Linked DNA regions of Homo sapiens: region 1 is linked to region 2. A link is a loop called in an ENCODE intact Hi-C map of the cell type or tissue named here. Cell type or tissue: K562. All regions are shown on one strand. Links, peaks and the distances in the headings refer to the core of each region. The heading gives the core; the rest is flanking DNA. Region 1 has its middle 50 kb from the start of SIX6. Region 2 overlaps LRRC9 (leucine rich repeat containing 9).

Region 1 (8,502 bases), core at 116-8,115, 500 kb before region 2:
TATATATACTTATTACAGTGCTTCAGGCAGCTGGTTTTTATTTTCGTTAGGATTAGTCACACTGTTCTCTGGCCTTGGAATTTGTAAGTTTTGGATGGAGAGACTGCTCTTGGATGCTGAGGCCTGTGTAATTTTATTAAAGTTTTCTTGGCTTGCTGAATTCACTGCTGTGGTTCTTGACAGATGAAGGGTGTGCGTGAATTGGCTGTAATTTTTTTGTTGTATCAGGCAAAACTCCACATTGGGTGGCTTTTAATAATTCAGTTTTACTTACTTTCTGAATGTTAGAGCATTACATAGGACTCCTAGAAAGAAGCTGAGTAGTTATAAGTGCTCTTAGATTGTTTTATTATCATAAGATTGCCCAAATTATTTCTAAAGCTGTACTAATATATGACATGTATTTAGGTGTATGAGAATTTGTAGGATAATTCTGGCAAGTTTGAGTATTAGGGCTTTGTTACCTATTTTCAGAAATGCTCGCTTTCATAATTCATCCTTCAGGCAAGTCAATTAGAAATCACTTAATTTTTCATTGAAATTTCCAGACACATCAATGCACTTTTGTGTCTCAAAGTTGGTTTCATTTCTTGTATTTGATCAAATTCTAAAGGTAAATTTTACAATGTAATCTGCAGAGCTATTTGGAGGAAGATGTTTGGTATTGATGTTAGATCTAATTTGTTTTCCCACCTAAAAATTCTACTGAATCCTTTTCATATATCAGGTATTTGTTAAATCTCTACCATGTGCCAACTCTGTGCCAAGGGCTGGGATACTCTGGGAATAAAAAGATAGAAGAAAGTCTCTTCTTTCTGTGAGTTCAGGGTCAGTGGGGTGTCAAGTGAGTAAACAAATAGTTACAACGTGCTAAAGACTATACTGGACATAGTGCTTACAGATAATTCCCAAGATTTCACCTTCTGGCCAGAGGCAGGAACAGTCTTTTTGGGCTTTCTCTGCCTGCAGCCTCTTCTGAAAATCTGGTAAAGACTGTGATTCAGAATGCAGAGACTGTAGGCTTCTAGTGGTTCTCGAGGAAACAAAAGAAAACGCTTTTGCACACGAGGTGGTGCTGGTGCTCTGCAGCAAGAACTAACCGCCACTTGGAGGCAGTGGAGATGGTCATCTTTTGCTTGTGCTGAAAAGCTGAGTTCTTGGGCTTTACCCTCCTTGGCCTTAGAGGGCTTTTAATTCCCAGTTACATCTACTTTTGGAATGAAAAGATCTACTTCATCTCTGAATCACTATTCATTTTCATCTTACAAGGGAGTGCTTTTGCTTTTGCTGAAAGTTATCAAGGCTTTCCTGGGAGTGTTCTTGAGAAATATGGTATTTACTACCTAAATGCCCTGAGTTTTTGTTTTGTTTGGTTGGCCCGACAAACTTTTGGCATAGCCTTAGCTGTTGAAGGGCTGTATTTGGAAGGGTGCAATGGAGGCAGAAGAGGGATGTCCCAAAGCGCTAAATTGCATTAGAGGTTGCTGGCTTTTTTTTTTTTTTAAACAATTGCTGCAGTATTTCTGGTAAGAAAAGTTATTAGGTGTTTATGGATGTTTCAAAAGACCAAGGGAAAAAAATGCAGATTCCATGGTAAAATATCCACCTGGGGACCCTTAACACTCATAACAGAACTTAAGTTGGGAATGCTAAGGAGTGTGATCAGCGTAAAGTGGCAGTTGTTTCTCACATGGGGTATTAGCTGGATGCAGTCCAAGAAGAAAGGGGTTGCCAGAAACATCCCCAGGGGAGGATGGGTTGGGTTGGCCAGGTAAATCAGGAATATAGGGTTTCTTCCTATTGAGCAACACCCACCTTCTCCCTAAACAGAGAAAGCTCAGCCTAGTTAGTGGAGGGCTCTTTTCTTATCTGCTTCCTTGGAAGTATTGTGGGAAGCAGGTTTATAAGAGGAGGTAAAAAATCAGAGTTCTACATGGGGCACATAGAGGAAGTATTTCAGGCTAATCATTTTGGGTTGCTGTTTTAGAATAATATGATTTTTTCCCCCTTTGGAGATAAAGTTGCTTTAAATTGTTTTTTGCAGGGCAGGTGAGGGAGTGGCTTTAGCTTGGTCCACTCTTATCTGATCCACTTTGGAATCCACAGACCATATTTGCTGTTCAGAATCTAGCATTTGATCGTGGTTTCATTTAGCACTGAAGTTTTGGGATATTCTTTGAGGAGAGGTTTTGAACATATGTTTTTCCCCAAAATACTGTTTTGAATAGTTGTGTGAATAATTGGACTCAATGTTCATATATTTCTAATCTCTTCAGGGCCAAACTCTTAAAAACAGAGTGTACTGCCACGTAACATCTCATGATACTGCTTGTTCCTAAATTGGTTATACATATGCATTCTATATTATATAAAGTACCTGTAATATATGCATATGAGACAGTTATATAATACATTGTGCATGTGTGATGTATTCAGTATTGATATAGATATATAATGCATACTCTGTACATTAATGTATGCAGCTGCCATTTATTGTATATTGTGGGACAGCAAGCAATAAAAAGACTACTATATACTCAGTAAGACTTAGGGTTATATATATCAGTGATTACATATTCTAAAGTTTAAATCAAATTAAACTTTAATTTGGCAGCCACTCACGGTAAAACTCTTCCCTACTCACTATTTGGCATATCCATAAGTTCAAGACAAAATTATGAAAAATTAAATAAAATCAGCCAATTCCCAACTTATAAAAGGGTTATGTTCCAAAAGTTTCTTTTAAATATTTGTTCTATAGGAACACATTCCCATAAAAATGATCATATATGATGGTTAGTTTCTCTGACTAGTCAACAAAAGTTCAATTAAACCATAATGACTTTCACAATAACTGTAGCCTGATTTCTGGGGCCTGTAGAAAGGAGCCATGCAGTAATAGAGATGAGAAGGAAGTAGGGTCTTTTGTTTTTATGAAGCAGAACAAAACCCAGGCAAAATATTTTAAAACAAGAACAATTTATATTTGGCCAGTGCCAGCTTCCTTTTCTGCACCCTTCTCCCAAGGAACCAGGACTCCCATGCTATCTTTAATGCTTCCCACCTTGTGGTTTCCCACTCAAGTCTAACATATTCCTAATGTGCTCCATGCTCTAGAATTACCCACCCCACTCACTATATTAGTGACTTAGGAAGTATGGTCCTTCCATTAACTTGCATTGGAATCACCGGTGGTGCTTGTTCAATACAGATTTCTGGATCCTACTGTAGACTTACTGAATCAAAATATCTGAGGGTGAGGTGGGGCCTGCAAATCTATCTGGATTTGTAACAAACTCCTTGAGTCACTTATGAACATTTAGATTGTGTGCCTCTGAAATGAAATCTCTCATTTCATCAGAAGAGGTAATGTTGTAAATTAGTGTTTCTCAAACTTTGGCATGCATCAGAATCCTCTGGTGGGCTTATTAAAACACAGATTGCTGGGCTCTCATCCCCTGAGTTTCTGGTTCATTTCAACCTAACGGATCTCAGACAGTGGAGCATTGCAAAATGCAAATGAGAAGTGAAGGGTTAGAAATGTTGGGTAGAGGCTGAAGCGTGTGTGTCTGTGTGTGTGTGTGTGTGTGTGTGTGTGTGTGTGTGTGTGTGTTGGGGTGATTGGGCATCTGAGATCTATCTAACTAGGAGTCTGACTTTTTTTTCCCTCCCAAGTCAAAGCCTGTTTTTCACAGCTTTTTTCTAATTCTCTCTAATCTTAAATCTTCCCCTATTAGTTCCAAGAGCAGTGATACTAAGAGGATAAACTGGGTGAGGAGAGGGCAGGCATTGTGCTCCATTTATTTAAATTTTCTGAAATTAGAATTTTACTTTGGACAGCAGGGGGCTCTCCTAACATTGTATAATGTGAAAGAGAGAAAAAAGTGATCCTTTAACCTGAAAAGACTAGAGTGACAAAATTTGCAATTAGGGAGTTCCTACATATTTGATTATCAGGTTTTCCCAGAAATTATAGTAATATTTAATATACTACAAATATTGGTAAATAGATAAGAACTATACATACTGGTAAACAGATATTATATCTTTTGGTAAATAGATAAGAACAATTTGTTAAACAAATGGAGGCTTAGAAGTTTGAATCTTTACTGTAGATGTTGGCTAATAAAATTTGTAGTGTGATAATTGCCAGATGCATGGGGCAGAGATGTGAGAATTAGTGAGTTTTTAAAAGAGACTATTCCAGACTCAAAGATTTTTGTTTGTTGTGTTTATTTATTTATTTTTGAGACAAGGTTTTACTCTGTCGCCCAGGCTGGAGTGCAGTGGTTGGATCGTGTGATCCTCCCACCTCAGCCTCCTGAGTAGCTAGGACTATAGGCATGCTTCACCACATCTAGCTAATTTTTGCATTTTTTGTAGAGACCGGGATCTTACTCTATTGCCCAGGGCGATTCACCCACCTTGGCCTCCCAGTGTTGGGAATATAGCCATGAGCAGCTGCGTCCAGATGTTTTATTTTCTAGACCAAGAAGCCTTCGTTCAGAGTTAATATTTCATAGGTAAGTTTTTTTTTATTGTAGATGAGGTTACGAAGTGAAATTCCCAATTGTCTCTATAAAATCGTTCTATAGTTCTGCCTTTTATTCATCTTGACAGAGTGAGGGAGCTTTCAAGGCAAATCAGGCTGTTTAAATAGACAATGATATTGCTCAGAGATTAGTTACTTGTGGGATCCTAGAGACACAGTGAATACCACATTGAGAAGATGACATATTTCCTCACCATTCCAAAGAAACTAGTTCCTAAAAAATAAAAGTTTGGTTTAGTAAAGAATGGAATCAAGGCCAGTTTCATGGGCCTGTGACTTGGACACTCAGACAGGGCCCTGTGCTTAGAGGAACCCCACGCTTGGTTTAATGCTTGCCTCTCGTCATCTTGAATTCTTAGTAATTTTGAAACAAGGGGACCCATATTTTCATTTTGCACTGGGCCCTGAAAATCATGCAGCTGGTCCTGAATGGAATAGATGATTGTCTTCGATACTCCTGTTGACTTTTCTTTAAAGAGGTCATTCTCAGCCTTAGATGCACTTTAGAATCACCTGGTGAGATTTTAAAATCCTTAATGTCCAGGCTGCCCCCAGACCGATTATGTCACAATCTTCATGGGTGGGTAGAGGGCATTGGTATTTTAAAAAATTCCTCATGTGATTCCAGTGTGCAGCCCAGGTTGAGAACCACTGTACATTTGGAGCCTAGCTTCTAGAACCTTCCTTCCATACTAATCTTTCCTGCTTGAATTATTCTTGCAGTTTAATGGGTTTGTAAGATTTTAGATTCTTCACACAGGCTTATGTGTTACAAGAATAAAAATGTATAGAATTTGAATTCTTTATATGATATGTTTTATTTTTATTACTATTAAAGATTGTGGCATTGCAAAGAATCTTAAATATGGATATAATCACCCTTGTAGTCCCTTTAAAGTAGCAAATTAATGTACCCTAGAAAGAAAAACCTCAGATATTTAGTGAAATTAAAACTGAACAGGGAAATAAATAGATTTTCTTCCCTTTTGCTAATGGCTGAATATTCACTAAGAAGCTTGCCCTGGCTGGGCCTGCTTCAGGTTTCATTAAATACCTCTTTTCTATCTGAAGGGTTTTTGGGGCACTAATTGTTTTTTCCTTTTGAGTCACCTGTGGGCTTTGGCAATAATCTAGAAGCGTCTGGTCTCAATCCTTCTGGATTACAGGAATTGAAGGCCCCAATTAGAGACCTGGGGTCCTGCAAGGGCAAATCCTTTTAACCTTAATTCACTGGGGGCCTCCTCTGAACAGAAGCTGTTTTTCTGCCTTCAACCTTACAAAACAGCACAAAAGGAATTGCTTTTTACTTAGTGTGTCTTCCTAAAGTTATGTATACGTACAGGTAATTTAGGGATTAATTCCAACCCTAGATATTTTATGAGGCAATAATTATATTAAATTATATTAAATCTTTCCACTTGTTTAGCTTTAAATTGGGCACTGAACAGAGAAATAGTAACTTCATTGCAAAGTCATTAGATGTTTAATGAAAATATTTGTAAGCTGGAACCCAAAGGTAGATGAAAAACAAAATCATCTTTTGGCTCTTGGAGCTTAGACATTCAGACTCACATGGAGGCAGCCTTTATTGCTGTGATTTATGACCAAGTTAGAATTGATGGTGAAAGCAAAGCTTAGAATAAAGTATTTTGGTATTAAACAATTTCTCTTTAGCAAACAGTTATTGGTAAGAGTGACCTACATAATTTATGTATATAATTTCAAATTTTGAAAAGTGAATTTGTTCTTTACATGTATTATTCTTTGAATTGAAATGTGTATTTTTTTTTTTTTTTTTTTTTGAGACAGGGTCTCATTCTGTCGTTCAGGCTAGAGTGCAGTAGCCTGAACATAGCTCACAGCAGCCTCAACTTTCTGGGCTCAAGCGATCCTCCCACCTCAGCCTCTCGAGTAGCTAGGACCACAGGTGTGTGCAACCAGACCTGGCTAAGTTTTGTAATTTTGTAGAGATGAGGTTTCTTCATATTGCCCAGGCAGGTCTGGAACTCCTGGGCTCAAGTGATCCACCCACCTTGACCTCCCAAAGTGCTGGGATTATGGGCATGAGCCACCATGCCAGGCTGAAATGTGCATAAGAATACCATTTAATGGCACTCACTGGAGACCAGATATTATGTTAGGTGTTTACATGTATTATCTCTAAATCTCAGAACAACCACGCAAACTAGTGATTATTGTTTCATTTTATTCTTTCTTCTTCAATTTTTTAGAAGAGTTTGAGAATTGCTTTAATCCTTTAATTGCTGGGTAGAATTCAGCAGTGAAGCCATCAGATTCTGGGCTTTTCTTTGATAGGATATTTTTATTACTGATTTAAAGCCCTTACTTGTTATTGGTCTGTTCAGATTTTCTATTTTTTCATGATTCAGTCTTGGTAGGTTGTGTGTCTAGGAACTTATCCATTTCTTCTAGATTATCCAATTTGTTGGTGTATAATTGTTCACAGTCATCTTTTATGATCCTTTGTATTTTCATGGTATCAGTTGTAATGTCTCCTATTTCATTTCTTCTGATTGAATTTATTTGAGTCTTCTCTTTTTTGAATTTTGTTTATCTTTTAAAAAAGCCACTCTTAGTTTTATTGTTTTTTTCCTACTATTTTTCTGGTGTCTATTCCATTTATTTCTGCTTTGCTCTTTAATATTTCCTTCTTTCTACTAACTTTGGGTTTAGTTTGTTCTTTTTCTAATTTAGTGAGGTGTAATACTATGTTATTTGAGATCTTTCTTCTTTTTTGATTTTGGTGTTTATTGCTATAAACTTCCCTCTTAGAACTTTTTTCTGCATCCCTTCGGTCCCATTTTAGACATGAGAAAACTGATCCTTTGAGAGGCTAAATGACTTTCCCCAAATTACACAGCCTGCAAGTACCAGAACTAGGACTCTTAACTTCCTCTTATCTTCAAACTCGGCCTCTTTCTATTATACTAGAAGTTGTAGGCATAATATTTCTTTAATGTGATAAAATACACATAACACAAAACTTACTATTTTAAGTATTAAGTGCACTTACATTATTGTGCAGCCGTTACCATTATTCATCTCAAGAATGTTTTCTTTGTCCCAAGTGGAAACTTTGTGTCTGTTAAACAATAACTCCACATTTCCCTTTCTCCCCAGTTTCTGGTACCTCTATCCTACTTTTTGTCTCCATGAATTTGACTCTTCTAGATGCCTCATATAAGTGAAATAATACAGTATTTGTCCTTTTGTGTCTGGCTTATTTCACTTACCATAATGTCTTCAAGGTTCATCCATGTTGTAGCACATATGAGAATTTCATCCCTTTCTAAGGCTGAATAGTATTCCATTGTATGTATATACCATACTTAAATTATTTTTTAAACTTTTGTGGGTACATAGTACATATATATATTTATGGGGTACATGAGATGTCTTGATACAGGCATGCAACGTGAAGTTATCACATCATGGAGAATGGGATGTCTATCCCCTCAGGCATTTATCCTTCGTGTTACAAATAATTCAATTACACTTTTTTAGTTATTTTATAATGTACAATTATTATTGTCTATAGTCACCTTATTGTGCTATAAAATATTAATATTAGGTCTTATTCATTTTATTTTTTTTTTGTACCTATTAACCATCCTCATTTTTGCCACCAGCCCCCCACTCCCCTTCCTAGTCTCTGGTAGCCATCCTTCTACTCTCTATGTCCATGAGTTCAATTGTTTTTATCTTTAGCTCCAACAAATAAGTGAGAACAGACAATGTTTGTCTTTCTGTGCCTGGCTTATTTCACTTAACATAATGACCTCCAGTTCCATCCATGTTGTTGCAAATGACACGATCTAATTCTTTTTTATGGCTGAATAGTATTCCACTGTGTATACATATCACATTTTCTTTAACCGTTCATCTGCTGATAGACACTTAGGTTGATTCCAATTCTTAGCTATTGTAAG
Region 2 (8,502 bases), core at 125-8,124:
CCTTAACTAAAAATGCACCATTAAGGTTGATTGAACTCTTTTAAAGCACTTCATATAAAATCAAAGGCCTTAGGAAAGTAGGCTACCAGTGTTTATAAATACCTGTTTTAAACCAAATTGATAGGGGAATAAGAAATAATTAGAAACTTTAAAATGTTTTATATATATATATATATATATTTTACTGATTAGTCTTTTTTGGTTGTTCTTTGAGAGACACACTTGTAAAACATTCTGAGAGGGAAGGGAGAGGAAGAGCTATGCTATAATTAAAGATGGAACAAATAGTAGAGCCAAACCACTAAAATTATTGAAAACATTTTCTAGAAAAAATAATGTTCTACAATAAGCAAGAAGAAAAACGTGCAGCTCTTGATTAAAAGCTATAGCTTTTAAATCACTCCAACCCCACTGGAAACAAACAAAAATCATATCACCATATCTTTTTTCTATTTAAACTATAGTCATTGTTATTTTTGTGGTTTACAAAAATAGTAAGATTATCACTAATTCTTTTCCTATTTATAATGTTTAAAATTAACTGCTGGTATAAAATATTTTTAAACATTTAGAAGTTAATTACAATTATAAAATTAAAAACCAAATGAAAATATAGAATGCTATTTGTTAAAAATTCTTCGCATCCCTTTCTATTTTAATGTTTGATCAAAATGTAACTATTTTGAAAAAACAAACTATGTTATCTCAATGGATTTTTATTTAGAGCATATAGAAATACTGTTATTTTTAATGATATTAGAAAAAATCTGTTCTAATTTAAAATTTAGCATTTCAGAATCTTTGGAATCTTATATGGAAAATGACAATGTTGATAAACTGACTTTTTGATTTACCTAAAAGAGCATATAGTTAAGGTAGTGCTTAATAAAATATAAAAGATAAATAATTTGACTTCAGCTAACTAATACCTTCAAAGCTACTTCTAAGTTCCTTTGAATGTGCTATTCTATTTTTATATTACAACATTGTATGTCTTTGCTATTAAATCATTCATTTTAGCTTAATTTTAAGGAAAAATCATTACCAAAACAAAAATCTTAAGATAAAAATGCGTAAATTAAGTCTGAGAAATGTCTTTTGAGTAGTTTACAAAACAATTTTATTCACAATGGAAAGAAAAACAGTAACAGTAGAATGGTATAATTTACATATTTGTAAAGTAAAAACTTGCAGAAATAATATTACTAATAAAATAGCTGTGGTATTTCTTACTGACCTAGTTCTAAAAGGCAACTGAGAATTTAAATTGCAGTTCAGCGTAGGTTTTTCTTCAAAAATACTTCAATAATGGAGAAGGGAGGAAAATGTAGAAAAATGAACACATAGTTAGCACTTGCAGGTGGTCCAGAAGCTCTAAGTTTTATAGTAAGGCATCAGAAAAACCAGCCGGTTTCTAGCCCATAACCAAAATGATTTGGTTAGCTTCACTGAATAACCAAAGGAATTTGGCCGTAAGTGCTTGCTTCTACTAATAGAATATTATAATAATCTTACCTCCCTTTATGTAAGTAATATTTAATTGAAGCCAAGAGCCTAGAGCATGACTAAGAGTGAGATCTAATGTTTTAAAACATTAAACACTTTTCATAATGTAAGATAGCTTATGAAGAGTGAAATGGCATGTTACTTAAATATAAGGGTTATTTGTAAACTAGTCAGGAGTGCCTGCAAACACACATACATAGTGCACACTAGATATTCTAGGCAAAAATATATTCACAATCAGTTAATTTTGTGTCAATAGTCAGAAAAATCTAAGACTAGAAAAATTAGAAGTAAATGGCCAGGCATGGTGGCTCATGCCTATAATCCCAGCACGTTGCGGGAGCCGAGGCAGGAGGATTACATGAAGCCAGGAGTTTGAGACCAGCCTGGGCAATATAGTGAGACTCCATCTCTACAAAAATTTTTTTAAAAATGGAAGTAAATAGTAAAGTTTGTATTGGACAATTAATCGCAGTTAATTTTATATATAGAAATCAGACTAATTTCACACTGCCTGTATTCGGTTCAGCTTTGGAGGCTTCTAATCTATAAAGTGCCTTAATTTCTAGCTTACCAGGTTGTTTGTGGAATTGTCTTTAATGAAAACAAGTTATATAATCATACATTTGCTTGCAAAATAAATCAAGACATTTGCTGGGAGCAAAGACATAATAACTTTACTGGATAAATTATACATTTTATCTAAGTGAAATACCTTGATGAATAAATAGTTTACTCTCTTTTACAGTTTTTTTTTTTTTTTTTTTGAGAGGGAGTCTCACTCTGTCACCCAGGCTGGAGTGCAGTGGTGCCATCTCAGCTCACTGCAACCTCTGCCTCCCTGGTTCAAGCGATTCTCCTGCCTTAGCCTCCTGAGTAGCTGAGATTACAGGTGTACGCCACCATTCCCAGTTAATTTTTGTATTTTTAGTAGGGATGGGGCTTTGCCTTGTTGGCCAGGCTGGTCTTGAACTCCTGACCTCAGGTGATCTGCCCACCTTGGCCGCCTAAAGTTCTGGGATTACAGGCGTGAACCACTGCACCTGGCGTGGTGGTGTAATTCCAGCTACTCAGAAATTTAGATGAAAAAAAAATTTTTTTTTGAGATGGAGTCTTGCTCAATTTGTCTGCCTCAGCCTCCCTAGTAGCTGGGACTACAGGAGCACACCACCACGCCTGGCTAATTTTTGTATTTTTAGTAGAGATGGGGTTTCACCATATTGGCCAGGCTGGTCTCGAACTTCTGACCTTGTGATCTGCCTGCCTTGGCCTCCCAAAGTGCTGGGATTACAGATGTGAGCCACTGCGCCCGGCTCAGATGACATTTAATTAACAATTTTTAAGAATTATAAATAGCTCAAAATTTAACAATGTGTACATAAAAATCACATGAAGATCTCAAATGTATTAAAAGTCCATAGGAAAAATGGCTAAAAGAAAATATGCCAAAATGCTAAGTGAATACAGTGTAAGTTATGTTTTTTCTGCTTTATATATTTCTATTCTGAACATTTTTCTCCAGTGAAACCTATTACATTTATTTTCCCACTTTGTTATTTTAAGACACTTTTTATTATAAAAGTAACATATATTCAGCATTTAATTTATACATAATCATAAAAGAAAAAAAGAAGATGATGCCAATTTAGTAATAAATAGTGAAGAGTAGACTGTCACAACACTATAATGAAAGCAGTTGTCAAAACTAAAGGGCAACAAAGACATCTTCTGGACATCTTAAGAACTGCATAGTTGTTTTTAAACAAAAGATCCTATTTCCACCTAAATGTAATAGTTGTTTAAAAACCACACATTACAAAGAGCAAAATCAATCTGTAATTAGGTTTGAACTTTTAAATATTACATGATTAAAGTAAAGACATACAGCATTTAAAAAGAAAAATACAAAATTGTTGCATAGACATTGGAATTATATCATTTCCAAAGTACCTTTAAAACTATTTCCAGACAGATTATAAAGTCTACATATTTTAGTTAAAATAATTTATTTTCGTGTAAGGAAAGTATAAAATATTATGAAACTATGTGTACTGTTGAGCCAATAACTTTAAAATTTTGAATAGAATACTTCATGAATGATGGAGCTCATTTATATCAAAATATGATTGGCAATTTGGTTATCAATTTTAGTAACTGTAACAAGCAAATTCATAACCACATTTGATTAATCTGTGATACGTCCTAGTACTATGCAATGTAATAGTTTAGAAAAGTTCAGTGAAGTATAATTATTGAAGGTCATATTTTTAAATGTGTCCACTCAGTTTGAATACATGTTCTCTTCAGCCTGAAACTACTTGTAAACTTGTATCACTGTAGGTGTAATTAAATGATTTGTATTTGAAATCGGACGCTTTTTTTATTCTTAGAGCATGAAGGACTGGTTGCACCCACGGTTAGCCACATTTAGAAACTACTATTGATGCCCACAATTTGCATCTCTAAACAATTTTGAGGGCCGATCTGGTTTGAGGGTATTTTTTAAAAAAATACAGTCCTAAAAACCAATCTGTAGTTCAACTAGCAAAACTCATCTTGCTTTAGTAATAGTTGTGTTTGGTAAGAAATGTGCTGTAGTTTTGTGTAATCTCAAATGAATAGATACTCTACAAATGAAAGTATGCCTATTTCCTAAAGTTATCTTTTCTCAATATCTTCCTATGACTTTTCATAATGACATTTCATGACTAAATGTTTCTAATACTAGAACTAAGCATTCAGTTCTCTGGACTTTGTTTCATGTCACTTTTGTCTTTTCAAATTGTAGTCTGATGTAATAGTTGATGATTTTTATGATATAGAAATTCAAACAAATAACTAAAGATAACCATAAAGAAAGTTTAAGAGAGGTGATATTAAATCAAGTTCATGAAGGGTAATAGATTATCTTCATATGGAACTGAAGTGCTTCAGTAACTTAAGTAACATGATTATCTTTTTTTTTTTTTTTTAACTGACCACTGTCCGCTAGTTTTTGTACAACTACTAAACAGGTGAGTTTCTTGGTGTATGCTCATTTCTCTTTAGGCAGTTACATTCGATTTGATCTTGGAAAGTTGCTCCCAAAAATTCTGTAAGAAATAAGATTTAATTAGTCAAATAGTGGTGACTTAATTTTGTAATGGATCAGCTAACTTAAGGTAATTCTGCAATAAATAATTTCTGTATTTTAGATGTGCGCAATTTCAAAAAGACAAAATTATCCCATTGGTGGCTCACACCTGTAATCCGAGCACTTTGGGAGGCTGAGGCAGGTGGATCACCTGAGGTCAGGAGTTCAAGACCAGCCTGGCCAACATGGTGAAACCCTGCCTTTACTAAAAATAAAAAAATTGGCCGGGCATGGTGGCGCATGCCCGTAGTAATCCCAGCTACTCGAGAGGCTGAGGCAGGAGAATTGCTTGAACCCAAGAGGTGGAGGTTGCAGTGAGCCAAGATTGTGCCACTGTACTCTAACCTGGGCAACAAGAGTGAAACTCTGTCTCAAAAAAAAAAAAAATACTGTGGACTCAGTGGGACATGGCTGATTAAAGCAGGAGGAGTCAGTGCAGCAAGAGCCAAGCCTAAGCTAGATCTGCTGCTGAGGTAGGTCATTTTAACAGATGAGCAGGAGCAGGGATGCCAGGAAGATGGGGGACAGGTAATACTTGGGAATCTAAGAAGTCAAGTGTTGAGCAGAAGAGTGTATTCTTAATGAGAACTAGCAATGTTCTTAGGCTTTGAGCTAGGCTCTAGGGCTAGATTCAGACTGGAGAAGGAGGCAAGTAGGAATTTTAAAGAAAATTCGGAAGAATTTACAAAATTCTTAGCCTTCACGGTTTCAGAAAGTTGAATTTATCTGCTGTTTACAGTATAAGTGAACTGCTTTGCAAATTCAGTGAGTAGAGTGAGTTGGTAGAGGATACAATTAAAGTAGTTCCCATGTAGCTATTTCATTGTTCCCTCACTAGTGAGCACTAGTACTCTGAATTATTTGACCTTGATAGCCATTTCTCAGCCTTTTTGAATTACTATGTAAATACACTGGACTTTGGGAAAGGTTTGGTGAACGTGGGAATTAAGAAGTCTTATGCTATCTGACAGTTTTTTCTAGTTCCCAGAGTAAATATATAATAGTACATAACAATATTTCCTGTTATACATGACTAGCAAATATGGAGAGTACTTTTTTAATGATGAGAAATGATATTAAAACACAGAGAAAATAGCTTTACCTTCTCTTATCTTGGTTGCTCTGGTATATTTGTGCAGTAGGAGATGCAATATTCTGATGTGATAAAAGAGATGGAGAGATACTTATCCCTCTGAGTTGCCGAAAAGCTATTTCTGCATGGATGCTCCGAGGATTATTTGTCAGAATCCCAGCATTCTTGTTTTTTTTGTCTGAAATTAGAAATTAGAAATTTGAAAAATTAAAATTATGAAACAATGAGAAACATTAATTAACATAAGCATTAAGCAATATAGTTTGGTTGTCCTTCAGCGGAATGTATGCAATACATGTTTCATAAAGTGAATTTAAAATTTCAAATAAAAATATAGAATTATAATGTATTTTTAGCACTTGATGTGGCTTAAATTTCTGTGAGCTAGTGAATCAGTTTGATTTTTCCTAGATAATGTTTTAAACATATAAATATCCAAACCTGCATGCTGTAATAAATGTACAGATAAAGTGATTATACTTTTAAAAGGTGGGGCAGCACAGTCAAAAAATAGGAAAGAGATTGTAGGACTTTTTCAGCGCATAACAAATCTTGAAGAAACTAACAGGCATACCTTGAAATATTGTGGGTGTGGTCCCAGACCATTGCAATAAAGTGAGTCACACACATTTTTTGGTTTCCCAGGACATATAAAAGTTATGTTTACAACTATAGTGTAGTCTATTAAGTGTGCAGTAGCATTATGTTTAAAAAAACAATGTACATACCTTAATTTAAAAATACTTTATTGCTAAAAAATGCTAATGATCATGTGAATGTTCAGCGAGTTGTAATCTTTTTGCTGTTGGAGGGTCTTGTCTCAGTGTTGTTGGCTGCTGACCAGTCAGGATGGTGGCTGCTGAAGGCCGGGGTGGCTGTGGCAATTTCTTAACATAAGACAACAATGGAGTTTGCTGCATAGATCAACTCTTCCTTTCATGAAAGATTTCTGTGTACAACATGATGTTTGATAGCACTTTCCCCACAGTAGTTCTTTCAAAATTGGAGTCAGTCCTCTCAAACTCTGCCACTGCTCTATCAACTAAGTTTGTAATATTCTAAATCCTTTGTTGTCATTTCAACAGTGTTCACAGCATTTCACCAGGAGTAAATTTCATCTCAAGAAACCACTTTCTTTGCTCCTCCATAAGAAGCAACTCCTCATCCATTCAAGTTTGATCATGAGATTGCAGCAATTCAGTCACATCTTCAGGCTCCACTTCTAGTTCTCTTGCTGTTTCCACACATCTGCAGTTACTTCCTTCACTGAAGTCCTGAACCCCTCAAAGTCATCCAAACTCCCATTAGGGTTGCTATTTTGACCTCCTCTGATGAATTACAAATGTTTTTAATGGCGTCTAGAATGGTGAATCCTTTCCAGAAGGTCTTCAATTTACTTTGCCCATATCCCTCAGAGGAATCACTAATTTTATTTTATTTTATTTTTTGAGATGGAGTCTTGCTCTGTCACCCAGGCTGGAGAGCAGTGGCGCGATCTCGGTTCACTGCAAGCTCCGCCTCCCAGGTTCATGCCATTCTCTTGACTCAGCCTCCCGAGTAGCTGGGACTACAGGCGCCCGCCACCATGCCCAGCTAATTTTTTTGTATTTTTAGTAGAGACGGGGTTTCACCGTGTTAGCCAGGATGGTCTCGATCTCCTGACCTCGTGATCTGCCCACCTCAGCCTCCCAAAGTGCTGGGATTACAAGCGTGAGCCATCGCGCCCGGTTAGGAATCACTGTCTATGGTAGTTAGAGCCTTACAAAATATATTTCTTAAATCATAATACTTGAAGTTACTCCTTGATCCATCAGCCACAGCATGGATGTTGTGTTAGCAGGCATGAAAACAACATTCATCTCCTTGTACTTCTCCATCAGAGTTATTAGGTGACTAGGTGCATTGTCAGTGAGCAGTAGTCTTTGGAAAGCAATCTGTTTCTCAGCACTGGGTCTCAACAGTCAGCTAAAATACTTAGTAAACTATGCTGTAAACAGATGTGCTGTTATCCAAGCTTTGTACATTGATAGAGCATAGACTGATAGAGCATAGACAAAGTAGATTTAGCATAATTCTTAAGAGCCCTAGGAGTTTTACAATGGTTGAACAATGGTTTCTTTAAGTTGAGCAATGTATTCAACTTAAAGTCACCAGCTGCACTAGCCCCTAACAAGAGAGTCAGACTGTCCTTTGAAGCTTTGAAGCCAGTCATTGACTTCTCCTCTCTAGCTATGAAGGTCCTAGATGGCATCTTCTTCTGATATAAGGCTGTTGCATCTACATTGAAAATCTCTTTTTTAGTGTAGCGACTTTCATCAATGATCCTAGCTAGATCTTCTGGATAACTTGCAGCAGCTTCTACATCAGCACTTGCTGCTTCACCTTACACTTTTATGTTGCCTGATATAATAGTTCGTGATTCTTTCCTTAAACCTCATAAAGCAGTCTTTGCTAGCTTCAAACTTCTCTTCTGCAGCTTTCTCACCACTTTCAGCCTTCATAGACTTGAAGACAGTTAGGGTCTCTGGATTAGGCTTTGGCTTAAGGGAATGTTGTGGCTGGTTGATATCCTATCCGGACCACTTTATCCATATCAGCAATAAGATTGTTTCAATTTCTTATCCATGTGTTCCTTGGAGTCGCATTTTTAATTTCCTTCAAGAATTTTTCCTTTGCATTCACAACTTGGCTATCTATTTGATACAAGAGGCCTACCTTTAGCCTATCTTGGCTTTCAGCATGGCTTCCTCACTAAGCTTAATCATTTCTA

Evidence for each region. A loop is a pair of places that touch in the nucleus more often than their neighbours do. Peaks named below come from ENCODE experiments on the same cell type or tissue, not always from the same donor. Only the 100,000 strongest peaks of a DNase experiment are listed, where the experiment ranks them.
Region 1: a loop joins it to region 2, with 10 times the contacts of the local background. A loop is called at or near these places in 25 of 110 quality-filtered maps.

Annotation. Positions count from the first base shown.
Region 1 is chr14:60,554,913-60,563,414 of GRCh38, reverse strand. No RefSeq gene overlaps it. Among named protein-coding and RNA genes, the nearest start is that of SIX6, 50 kb to the right of the region's middle. In K562, for the core only: CTCF peaks have their summits at 1,089 (motif pointing right) and 3,839 (motif pointing right); no DNase peak of the experiment used is centred there.
Region 2 is chr14:60,059,419-60,067,920 of GRCh38, reverse strand. LRRC9 (leucine rich repeat containing 9) reads right to left here. Exons shown (of 33, transcript NM_001395648.1): 32 at 5,742-5,910; 33 at 1,104-4,598. The coding sequence ends at 4,559. All of the region lies in intron 1 of PCNX4-DT (PCNX4 divergent transcript), which reads left to right. Among named protein-coding and RNA genes, the nearest start is that of PCNX4-DT, 28 kb to the left of the region's middle. In K562, for the core only: a CTCF peak has its summit at 3,237; no DNase peak of the experiment used is centred there.